Linked DNA regions of Homo sapiens: region 1 is linked to region 2. Evidence: chromatin contacts called from ENCODE Hi-C or POLR2A ChIA-PET data. All regions are on one chromosome and are shown on one strand. Each heading gives the region's core, a stretch centred on a gene start or an enhancer-like site at or near the end of the contact. The rest is flanking DNA. Distances are from core to core; before and after follow the strand shown. Region 1 has its middle 51 kb from the start of CYP24A1. Region 2 overlaps LOC124904933 (a long non-coding RNA gene).

Region 1 (6,323 bases), core at 1,219-3,718, 380 kb before region 2:
GAAGAAAATAAAATTATTATAAATATATATATACATTCTAACTCCAAAAGCATGAAGAGTGTAATGCATGACAAATAATTAGAATCATCAAGTCCACATGGATCTCAACAGGATTATATGTTCAGAAAACTCGTAAATGCATGTGAAGGAAGTGTAATCATCCACTGAAGTAGGTACTTTCATTATCCCCCTTTTACAGATGAGGAAACCAAGACAGAGGCAGAAGTAACCTACCCAAAGATACACAGTAGGTAAGTGGCAGAGCTGGGGCTCAGACCCCAGCAGTCAGGCTCCGAAGCCACACGTGTAATGACTACATTATAATGCTTTACTCCAGACAAGTGGTAAATAAAAGGATTTATTGAGCACCTACTATGTGCCGTGCACTGTGCTTATTGTGGGGAGTGTAATATGGACAGAAAAGCAGACACAGTTCCTGCCTCAGGAGAATGCTGGTCTTCCAACATCACCCAACCAGGAGTCCTACAAGGAGCTGTCAGCGCCTTTAGAGGGGCTTTTGTTCCAATTAGAAATGAAAGTCTGCTCTTTTTCTTTGAGACAAGGTCTTGCTGTGTTGCCCAGGCTGGAGTGCAGCGGCACAATCACAGCTCACTGCAGCCTCGACCTCCTGGGCTCAAGGGAGCCTCCTGCCTCAGCCTCCTAAGGTAGCTGGGACTACAGGTGCACTCCACCATGCCCTGCTAATTTTTAAGTTTTGTGTAGAGATGGGGTCTCACTATGTTGCCCATGCTGGCCTTGAACTCCTGGGCTCAAGCGATCCTCCCACCTCAGCCTCGTCAAGTGCTGGGATTACAGGCAGGAGCTACCATGCTGGCTCTTTGCTTTTTAGGGCTGCTCATACAGAGACCCATGAATGGGATGCCCTCTTTTGAGGATGACATTTTAAAGAGCATCTCATTGGCCCAAATTTGCAAACGATTTGAAGCACATGCTCCTCGCAGTTCATAATTCCCCTTTCGGGATCTCAGGGCACACACAGGACCTCCTCTCCATTTCTCTTGCGGTGCTTAGAAAATGAAAGCTACATTCCTCCCTTCAACAGCCCCAAACAGTACACTATCCACTTAACCAGTTACAGGATGGAACCACCTCAATGTATCAAGTAAATAACCTCAAGTAGATAAACTCTGAAATCCTTTGGAGTGATTAGCCTTAGAAGAACGTCAGGAATAAATTCATTTATTGATGAGGCCATAAAAAGCATACACTCCATTAAAGGTTATTCATTTCTACAATCTTAGGGCTATTTAATTCAGGATCAGAATTTCACAGGGCCTACAAAAATGGTTAAGACCTGGCCTGGCGGGGTGGCTCACGCCTGTAATCCTAGCACTTTGGGAGGCCGAGGTGGGCGGATCACTTGAGGTCAGGAGTTCAAAACCAGCCTGGCCAACACGATGAAACTCCATCTCTAATAAAAATAAAATAAAAAAATTAGCCAAGCGGGCACCTGTAATACTAGCTACTTGGGAGACTGAGGCAGGAGAATCGCTTCAACCCGGGAGACAGAGGCTGCAGTGAGCCGAGATCGTGCCACTGCACTCCAGCCTGGGTGACAGAGCAAGACTCCGTTTCAAAAAAAAAAAATGGTTGAGACCGGAAAACAAAATATTTCTAACATGTGAAAAGGAAATATCAATATCACATATAATAGATGTTTAATAAAGTATCTGCAAAGCAGAAAACTATGTCCATAATCAACTGCATACATATACATATGTGTATATGTATGTGTGTGTGTGTGTGTAAATATGATTTTGTGTGGGATGTGGTTGAAATCAAATCTATTAGAGTATGCAGTAGAACATTCAGATATAAGAACAACATGAGTTTGAAGAAAAGAAATTTGTGAAGAATAGTCAGGAAGTCTAAAACTTAACTGTATGTTGCATTAGGCTTCCGAAGAGCAACCCAAAGCAATTATTTTATCTTTCCTGCTCTTGGAATTTTTAAATGTTTCTTTCAATTACTTGTCTGAAGTGAGTGGCCCATTTTGCAAGGTAGCGTTCCCTTGAATTCATGCCCCGGGTATTTACTGAGTGCCTACACTGTTGAATGACAGTCACATTCCTCGTCAAGGCTTACGTCTAATCAACATCTTCAAAGCCCTGCTTGGTCTGCTCTGGCACCAGGAAGCAGAGACAAAATCAACAGTGTCTCCTTACCTGACTGGCTTTGGCAAGAGGCAACATGACTTTGCATTCCCCAGGGAGGAATGTTGCCCTCGCCCAAGAGCGAATACAGCCGGGTGAACCTGCTCACCTCTCAGCGCCCTCCCTCTGGTCTGAGTGATTCAGAGGGAGACCTGCCACGTTAGTGCTCCTGACTGGGTTTGGTGAGCCTGAGAAACAGGCAGCTTGCCCTTTGATGTGTCTAGACACAGCGATGATTCAGAGATCCCTCTCCAGAGTGCCCGTGAGGAGTGCTGGAAATGTCAGGAGGAAGAAGCCTGCCTTCATGAGGTCCCTGTTGAGCAAAGCAGGCCCCAGGCTGGACATCAATCCTCTCTAGTCACTCCCTCTCTTCCCCTGAAGGAACCAGATGATGAATCACCCACTGGAAAGGTCCACTTCTTTCCTTCCTAATAAACAAAATACAACTTTCAAACCCCATTGAAAAAGGAACCAGGCCTAGTTCCCTCTAACAATACCTGTTTACCTATTGATTTTGCCATGGCTCAGAAAATATGTATGGTGTCCTTAGGAGGACTAAAGTGGTTTTCATATGTAACTCACATCCCCAGGTTCCTTTAGGTGTTTTCTAGAGTAGAGGACCTTAGCCTGGGGAGTAAGGGAGGCAGAGAAGGCCTGAGCATCTCTGAAAGGCCGTCAAAATGTGCATGAACGTTCGTCAGGACAGGGTTTTTAGCTGGGGATTCAAAGGTTAAGAATCTGCTAGCTCTCCAGACTAACTGAGCTCAAAGTCTTGAATTTGTACACAGGGCCAGGCAATGTTCTATACATTCATTTAATCCTCCTAAGCAAGTTACGAATTGACACTGCTATTTCCACATCCCCGTCTTACCAACTCCACATTAAGCTACCAATAACAGTGGCATAACCAGGAATCCGAACCAGGCATGCTGGCTGTAGCATTCATGCACCTAACCACCGTACTGCTTAAATAAAACACAGATAAAGTGACTTACTTATCTACATTTTAGTTGTACCTAGTCTGAGTGAGAAGTTGGGAAGAAAAAGTGACTTCGACCAAGAAGAAATGCAGAATTACCTGGGCTGTTTGTTGATCAATCCACTAGGACATTTGGCAAATTTTCCCGTGCTTACTATCTTGTGTTTTGGAGATGTGTATGCATGTGTGTGTAGGTGCGTGTGTGTGTATATGTGTGTGTATAATTTGTGACCCAAATTTTAATAGGTGAAAAATCAGTTAGATTTCTATCCTCAATTATTTTATTATAATTTAGTTTCCTATTCTAAATAATTTGAAACATGGTAACTATTTTAGTAATTTTGGGGAAGACAATGTCTGTTCAAGGACTTTTTTGATTAGCATTTTAAAGTAAACATGTTTGTTCACTAAATAGGGAAACCCACAGTCTGGGGAACTGACTTTGTCTTAAATGATGGTCTTCACCAGAAACTGAAGTTCATGAGTTTATGAGTCATCTCTGGCTCATTCTTCAAGTTTGCATTAAAAGTCAGGAGAAAAGGCTTATAATCAGGCTGGGTGTTTTGCTGCTGTTTTTCTTGTTGTTTTGCATTAAAGATGCTCAAAATGAATTGAGAAATAAAATCAGCCGTGCATAAATAATGGGCTTAGCCTCCTGGTCAGTGTCATGTGCAGAGGCAGAAATGGTTCCAGTGGCTGACTTAGTTAGGGGAAGGAGTAGTATTTGGGCATTAAAGATTTACCAAATTGTATTTTTGCAATTCTATTTTTGGGGTTCTGCTGAGCAAAAAAAAAAAAAAAAAAAAAAAAAGCCCTGCAGCTCATGAACCTGGACTCTGAACATCCTCTCTTTAGTTTACTATAAAAAGAAAACTCTTTAATAAAAAACAGTGAACAGAACTGGGATGAAAGTTTAAGGTTTTCTTTAGTCAACAGCTTTCCTGTGGTTCCTGAATTTCTGGCTGAACAAGCACAAATTGGTGAATAATGGAGGCAACCAAAGTAAAATATAGGAAACCGAAGTAAAATATTAAAATATTGTCTTTACTGAAGGTCCTTCTTCAGGATAAAGAGTTAAGAAAATGATCACACTAAGCATTCCTTACTTAGGTAAACATTGACAGGAAGTGAGGTGAGAACTACCTTGTCAGAAAATGTGTGGGATGCTGGAAGATTCTTTAATGCAAGTCACAGACTGGCAGGTTCCCAGCCAAATGTGGACCTCACATGGGCTTTTTTGGCTTGCATGATGTGTTTTAAACTTTTGAATTTGTTGACAACTTTTAAAAATTGAGGGAGTGCATTCTCAAAGTTGATATTTTTCTCTTGCCTTCAAAAGTTAGACCTGTTGCCAGTCGGGCGCAGTGGCTCATGCCTGTAATCCCAGCACTTAGGGAGGCCCAGGTGGGTGGATCACCTAAGGTCCGGAGTTTGAGACCAGCCTGGCCAACATGGTGAAACCCCGTCTCTACTAAAAATACAAAAATTAGCTGGGCGTGGTGGTGCGCACCTGTATTCTCAGCTACTTGGGAGGCTGAGGCAGAAGAATTGTTTGAACCTGGTAGATGGAGAGTGCAGTGAGCCAAGATCACACCAGTGTACTCCAGCATGGGCATCAGAGTGAGACTCCATCCCAAAAAAAAAAAAAAAAAGTTAGATCTGTCTATGGTGGGCCCACTTTCTGCTTAGCACAGCTGGCTACAGCTGAGTAACAAAGCCCCCTTGGACGGGCCAGACCCTTGGCTTGTTTGCCTGTTTCCACCATTCCGTAGAACCTCCCACCTGGTCTATCTCACTCATGCAAAGCCCTAGCTTTACCTCATACACATTTGGAATTTTCATATGTGCCATGGCTATGGACCAGTCATTTCTTCACTGCAGTTCTTATTTTATTTACTTTAAAAAAAAATGTTTTAACTTGAAAACTAAAGGTCTCTTTAGTTCTATTCAGCTGTAAAATTCTATAAGAGAAGTACTTTCCTACCCTCATGAAAAATCTCATTGGAAAGGGTGGAAAAAGAAACTAACATTATTTTCCTCATGATTTCTGGGCCTAGAAATTTCTCTAGAATACTATGATTTGCATGTCTGAATCTTTTGTTCTTCTATTTCATCCTCTTTTATTCTTTTCCATAAAAAAAAAAAATCAGTCTATTCCCTGCTCCATCCCTCACACATCTTTGTCCTTTCTTCCTGGTGACATCTTCGGTTTCCAGACTGACATTGCCAGTCACGATGTCCAGGACCCAACTGATTAAAAAATTCTTATTTTCTTATATGAGCTATATCACTAAATTAATATTCTAACCTGATCTGTAAGAACTTAGCCCTGTTGGACTACAGATATGTCTACAGATGCCACCAGGGCACCTATAAGACAGGAAGACACTGTCTAGACACTCGCCTTCTGTTCAGAGCAGGCCATGAACTGGTGACCACCTGGGCCTTGTCCAGTTTACAGGCATGTATCATTCAGCCCCAGTTTGTAGTTTCAAAAATTGGAATCTATTACTAAGATTAAAAACATAAATGAGACATTTCACAAACAATCCAGATTCCTAACTACTGTTTAAAATGGGAGATGTGTCTGACATGGGCCACATCCCCAGATGGCAAGAATTGGCCAAGCAGCTTCCCCTTGAGATGGGTCTGAGCTCTCCAGTCTGCCACAGGCCCCACCTGGCTCGTTTGCCCATATATACCATTTTTCTAGCTCCAGAAAGCACTGGAATCTGATCTGCAAGTTCCCGTTTGGGTTTGAAATGCCACCGCACTTTAACAATGAGATGCAAATCTAATTCGCATTCAGTACCCACATCCTGGTGGTAAACGTGCATTCTAGTATTATTCCCATTTTACAGATGATAAAATGAGATTTAGAGAAACGAAATCTGTTGCCCAAGGTACATGCCTAGCAAGTAGACCAGCCAAGGCATATCTGACCCCAAAGCCCATTTCCTTTACCAAATGTGATGCTTTGTCCTTCTTCTCCCTGCCTTCCTCCCTTTTTGTTACTTTTTTTCCTTCCTTCCTTCTTTCCTTCCTTCCTTCCTCTTTCCTTCCTTCCCTCCCTCCCTCTCTCTCCCTCTCCTCTCCTCTCTCTCTTTCTTTCTTTCTTCTTTCTTTCTTTCATAATAGTGTTTGTAGAAACTGAATTGACTCAAAAGAAC
Region 2 (5,748 bases), core at 1,048-3,547:
AGTCCCAGCTACTCCAGAGGCTGAGGCAGGAGGATCACTTAAGCCCAGGAGGTCGAGGCTGTAGTGAGCCATGATTTTGCCACTGCACTCCAGCCTGGGCAACAGAGTGAGACCCTGTGTCAATAAATAAATAAATAAGTGCAAAATGCTTATCGGAATAAATAAATAAATAAAATAATATATATGAAAAATAATGTTTGTCTTCTGGAAAACCATTTTTTTCATTATTTTGGAAATTTCCCTAGCATATACTTTTGGTTTTTAGATAAGCATTTATATGTAGTTTCAATAAAGCTGATGAGGCAGAAAAGGTTTTTCCTTTGTTGTAAATTCAGGATATAAACATTTTCAAGTTTTGGCGGAAAAAAAGGAGAAAGGGGGAACACAAATTTTAAAAACTTTGTTTTGTTTTTAATTTTCCTGGACCCCTAATAGATTCAGTTATCTAATAACTATTATTACTTTTGACATTTTAGTTTTGTTTTTCCTGGTCAGCATCACATTTTTAAAATGAGGCATTTTTCTAGCCAGGCGTGGTGGCTCACACCTGTAATCCCAGCACTGTGGGAGGCCGCGGCTGGTGGATCACTTGAGGTCAGGAGTTCGAGACCAGCCTGGCCAACATGGAGAAACCCCATCTCTACCAAAAAGACAAAAATTAGCCGGGCGTGGTGGTACAGGCCTGTAGTCCCAGCTACTTGGGAGGCTGAGGCACAAGAATGGCTTGAACCTGGGAGGTGGAGATGCAGTGAGCTAAGATCACACCACTGCACTCCGGCCTGGGCTACAGAGGGAGACATCACCTCAAAAAAAAAAAAAAAAAAGGTATTTTTGGAGCAGGACATATGTGAGATTAAGAGCACGGGCTAGGATAATCTAGATCAAAAATCTGTAAAGGTTTTTGTAAAGAGTAAATTTTTGGGTTTCATGGGTCATACAGTGTCTGCTATTACAGCTGAAAAACAGCCACAGGCCATATATAAGCAAATAAGTCTAGGTTCCAATAAAACTTTATTTACAAAAACACATACTGAGCAGAATTTGGCCCTCAGGCGGTCATTGCTAACCCCTGATCTAGAATTATATTCTATCTCCATTTTCTAGCTGGGTGATCTGAGCCTCCACTCATCTATAAAACGGAGATAATAATTATACTACCTCATTAGATTCAGAGGGTGAAATGGATCTGTGTATAAAATACTTATTCCATGTAGGAGTTCAATAAACATTACCTGTTATTATCGTTTTCCTTTTTTTTACAGTAGGAAAATGAAGCAATCTGCCCAAGTCATGAAATTAGGAGGTGTCACACTCTACTGCACAGCCTCCAGAGGAGGTTTCCATTGCCCGATTTAATTTGATCTTAGCTTAGCTTTTGACTAAAAATGCCTTTTCCCTCTTTCCTAAGCAATTCCTTTCAAGGCAAAGTCATCAGAAAGAAAGAAGAAAAGAAAAAAAGAAAGAGAGAGAAAGAAAAAGAAAGAAAGAAGAAAGAAAAAGAAAGAAAGAAAGAAAGAAAGAAAGAAAGAAAGAAAGAAAGAAAGAAAAAGAAAGAGGGAGAGAGAAAAGGACAACGACAGAGATCTGTAAATGACCACAATTGATTAAACTCTTCGGGGAGAGAGATAATAACTCTGCCCTGCAAGTGTTTCTTCTGCCCAATCTCATCCCCTTTTTGGAGAAAGAAATTGTCCCCCAAGATTGTCCCATTTTGTCCTAAGGCTGGGGCTGGCCTGGAGAGAGCCTCTGAAGGCTTATCATGAAGCTACTTCCTTTAGGATACGGCACCATGATCACTGTGGCAAAACCCACCTTTATTTTCTCCATTAGGTAACATCACAGAGAAAAAAAAAGATCTCATGGGATTTTGCCTTTTTTTTCTTTTGGACATTTTTATTGTGTCTGGGTTTTCCACTCAAGTTTTTAGGATTTCTGGCATCAGACACTTGCCTTTGTCTCCCATTTCTTTGTGGTGATTGCCAAATGCCCACATACTATTTACACCTCCCATTCTCTCTAGGGTTTCTAATGCCTCTCTTTCTTATGACTAGCATTTCTTCCTAAACCTTTGCCTCTTTTTTCCTAAGCAGCAGGAGAGCTCCCAGAGTCTCAAGATAAACAGTAAACAAGATTGTGCATTTCAATGACAAATACAACAGGCAACCTATTTTTTCATCCCCACGTCATTTTTAACTTGGGGATGGTTACTTCTTCGGTTTTCCTTCTCTGAACATTGTCAGGCCCTGTTCCTCTTTCGTTTTGGTCTTGTTGCAATCTCTTCGTGAATTAATGTTTCAGTGAGTGTACTTGTGACAAGGCATATGGAGCGGGCCTCCTCTTTAACTCAAATTTCCTTCTTCCCAGGCACAACAGAAATTTGCTGTACACACTGCAAGACAAAGAACAAAAAGACCTCACTCGCTGAGCGAAAAGATCCAGTCGTATACATGATTTCACCGGGTTTCCAACTGTATAATGAAATCGAACTCCTCCCTCGGGAGGGGGTTCCCTCCCCCACCTACTGCACACACAAAATTCTACCCACTTCTTTCCAAGGACACACTTTGTTCTAAATCCCCAGTGGCTTTACTCCTGCACACAAAAAAAGAGCAGAAGTCTGCACCTAAGTTGTAAGCGTGAGCTGCGATCTTTCTCTGAGCCCAAGATGAAAGGAGTAGATGGAAAGGAATTACTCAGTGTGAAGTATGCATTTGTAATAAGCAGGCATGGGATGCTATGTAGTGATCTTGACATGGCTGATAGGGGATGAGGAGGTGAGGATGGGATAGACTTTTTCTTTTCATTTTCATGAATCTCTTACTCTCAAGCTGAAGGAGAGACTAAAAACCACAGGAAAGGGCACGAGTTTATTATCACAGATTTTTAATGGGTTAATAATGTTCTGCTTAAAACCCTCGTTTTAAAAAAAAAGTTAATTCGATCCATTTTTCTTTGGATTACAGCAACTTTAGGACAGGTGTGGTGTAATAGGAGTCGCTTTCAGAAAGGAGTGAGTGTGTTTGAGCAGAGAATCACTGGGTACACACCAGACTACTTATTGTAGCACTGTTTGTAGAAGCAAACACTGAAAGCCACCAAAAAGTCTGTGAAAAAGGGCAAGTGAAATACATTAAGGAATACCATTTAAAGAAATACTATGCCACCACTTAAAACATCAAGTTTTTCTAACACAGAGTGCTGTCCAAGAGATTTAAGTGGAAAATGCAAGCTGAAAGATACTTGTGTAAAGACAAAGAAAGGTGTGAGCGTTCGATATGCATATATGCTGATCTATGCGTGGACTATTTCTGGCATGAGACACTACAAACTGCTAATAGTCATTGTCTGCGGGGGAGGAGGGAGACCCACCCTTCCCCACAAGCCCTATAATTTGAATTTTCCCCAGGAGCATGTATGACATGGTTCCCCAAAATTTATAGCTCACTAGAAAAATACCTACATTGGAAATTGTCCATGATCGATACTCAAAGTGAAAAAAGCAAGTTGTATAACAGTGTCTATAAATATGATACCAGTGGTGTATTTAAAACAAAGCATGTGTATTTGTATATGTGCATTTTATGGAAAACGTCTGGAAAATATGTTTCACACTGTTAAAAAGTAGTTATTAGCTATCTCTGGTGAGATCATGAGCTGCGTGGGAGTGAGCAAAAGGAATGAGGAACTTCAACTCCTTTACCTTAATTTTATACTGTTTGAACGTTTTAAAGAGATTAGGTATGACTTCTATTTTAATTTTTAAAAACTAAACTGAGAAAATTATGTAAAGAAATGGTCACAGGAAATGGTCAAATACTGGCCCACGATACATGAGAAATGCGTGCCCTGTCTTTCCAGAGAAATCGAGCTCCCAAAAACGTTTGCGGTAAATCCCTGCTTTTTGGCTCCTCAATAATGGGATATTATACTGTACCTTATTGAGTACATTGGAGTTTTTTTCCCTTCCCTTAAATGCTATTTGCTGAAACTGCTCAAAAAGACTTTCCGAGGTGGCCCCGTTGGTGTCTTTGTTCCAGCCCGCCCGCCCCGAAAGGCAGGAGTCTCTCTGCCTTCAAGGAGCTGGAAACGCAGTCACAGCTCTCTCACTACAGAGGCCGGGCTTGTGGCAAACCAGGAGTCGTATTTGTGTTTACTTTCCTGCCTTGCGCAGTTGAGCTGCACTTGAGTGACTCCCATTAACAAGCATGAAGTTACTTAATGGCCTTGCCTGTCTGCTGTTTTCTGTTACGCTGCCATCCTGTGAACGGCCTTCTGTGTAAGTCACATTTGACAGTCTGCGTCTCAAATATGCTCTGAGAGTTGGAAAAGCCTCTCAGACAGCGTTTTCAAATGGGATCCCATGGAAATAGCCTCTTGCTTCTCAATTAGCTCGAAGAAGGCCCCCCACCCCCGTTACGTTTTCTTCTGCCTTAGGCATGTGTGAAAATGATGCGGGAAAAAGAGACACTTCGGAGATCATTTTCAAAGTCCTTATGTGAATCCTAGTTTCTAGGTGCTTACACTGCAATTCACCTACTGAAATAAACATATTTGGCAAATAGACATGATCTGCTTTCTGGGATTGATAGCAAACACTGAAGATCAAATAACAGCCCTAATCATTTCTGCATGTGCAGTTTTCAGGCGGTTCCCAGTCCTGTGACCGGGAACAAAGTTTACAGTTTATCAAACTTGCAGTAGTTCTGGGCTTTGCTCTCTTCTGGGCAGCGTTCTCTTGCTCCCGCGATGTTCTGTTTGAAGTCCTCTGCCCACTCCCCAAATTTTAACATGTAATTTATGACCTTATTATTTTATTCAGGAGGGAAGGATCAAGTGTGGAAGCCAAAATTATCCAAATAAGGATGGTGCTGGAACAACCTATGATCTGAAACTGGGGGGTGGGGGGCACGCCCCGTCTACCTCTGAGGCAGCTGGAATGTCTGCTAATTTTGATCACTTGAAAATATAATGGCTGCGTCTGCAGGTATTTCGGAGAGATCATTTAGATTCCTTTAAATGTAGGTGAAATGTTACAATAGAACAGGAATGGACTGTCTCTTGAGATGAAAAAGGGAACCACTGGCTATTGTCTGACCTCCCCAGTGCCTGATTGACTAGTAGAAATCACATCTCCATGGGAACAGATAAATGTCTGCTTTTCATGGCGTGAAATAACCAACTTAGCCCGCAAAGCCTCACCAACCTAGCACTTTATCTGGGCGGCTGTAAGCAGCCTCTCCCTTTTCATGTTCAGCCAAATTATCTGCCAGAATTTCTTTTCAAGTCTAGGGGAAGGGAAAAAAAAAAGGGAGTTTCCTCCCTCCATCCCCCCTCTGTATGGAGTTAATTACTGTATTTTCATCTGGGAGGGTGAAAAAATACACACGGAGCTGAAATAGCACATGAAACAACGGCTGACATGGGCTATCTGCCTGTTGTTGATTAGCTTTTGGTGATTTTTGTAAAAAGTATTGAGGTCTGCTGCTGTATTTGAGAAATGTCAGGAGGGTCAGGATGCAGCCTGAGAGGCAGGTCCTGGGGATGGTTGTTTTTTGTTTGTTTGTTTGTTTACTGTTGTGCCAGCATTTGGCTGTGTGACCTTAGAAAAGTGGACGCCAGCTCTGTTTTGTGATCTGAGAAAGGAAGGTAAGGGGAAGGATATTGTGATCCGAGAAAGGAAGGTAAGGGGAAGGATAAAAAAACAAATGCCGGAGAGTATCAGGTATCTGCCTCCCCTCCCCCTAGAAG

What was found. A loop is a pair of places that touch in the nucleus more often than their neighbours do. ChIA-PET counts read pairs that join two places held with the same protein, here RNA polymerase II (POLR2A). Pooled maps may share reads with other maps.
Region 1: a loop to region 2 is called in a map of PC-9, with 4 times the contacts of the local background. The contact joins two enhancer-like sites. A Hi-C loop is called at or near these places in 1 of 168 maps with a recorded cell type or tissue (PC-9) and 1 of 50 pooled maps. POLR2A ChIA-PET finds 5 or more read pairs at or near these places in 1 of 52 experiments (HepG2).

The regions. Positions count from the first base shown.
Region 1 is chr20:54,119,781-54,126,103 of GRCh38, reverse strand. No RefSeq gene overlaps it. Among named protein-coding and RNA genes, the nearest start is that of CYP24A1, 51 kb to the left of the region's middle. RefSeq lists an enhancer at 1,745-2,550. Within about 2 kb of position 2,468, at least 18 of the 41 ENCODE cell types and tissues checked have a DNase peak (open chromatin) inside an H3K27ac peak, as active enhancers do.
Region 2 is chr20:53,737,045-53,742,792 of GRCh38, reverse strand. It overlaps LOC124904933 (a long non-coding RNA gene), which reads right to left. Exons shown (of 2, transcript XR_007067660.1): 1 at 3,935-5,748; 2 at 993-2,389. Among named protein-coding and RNA genes, the nearest start is that of ZNF217, 150 kb to the right of the region's middle. RefSeq lists a silencer at 1,929-2,223 and enhancers at 4,498-5,401, 5,402-5,748. Within about 2 kb of position 2,297, at least 9 of the 41 ENCODE cell types and tissues checked have a DNase peak (open chromatin) inside an H3K27ac peak, as active enhancers do.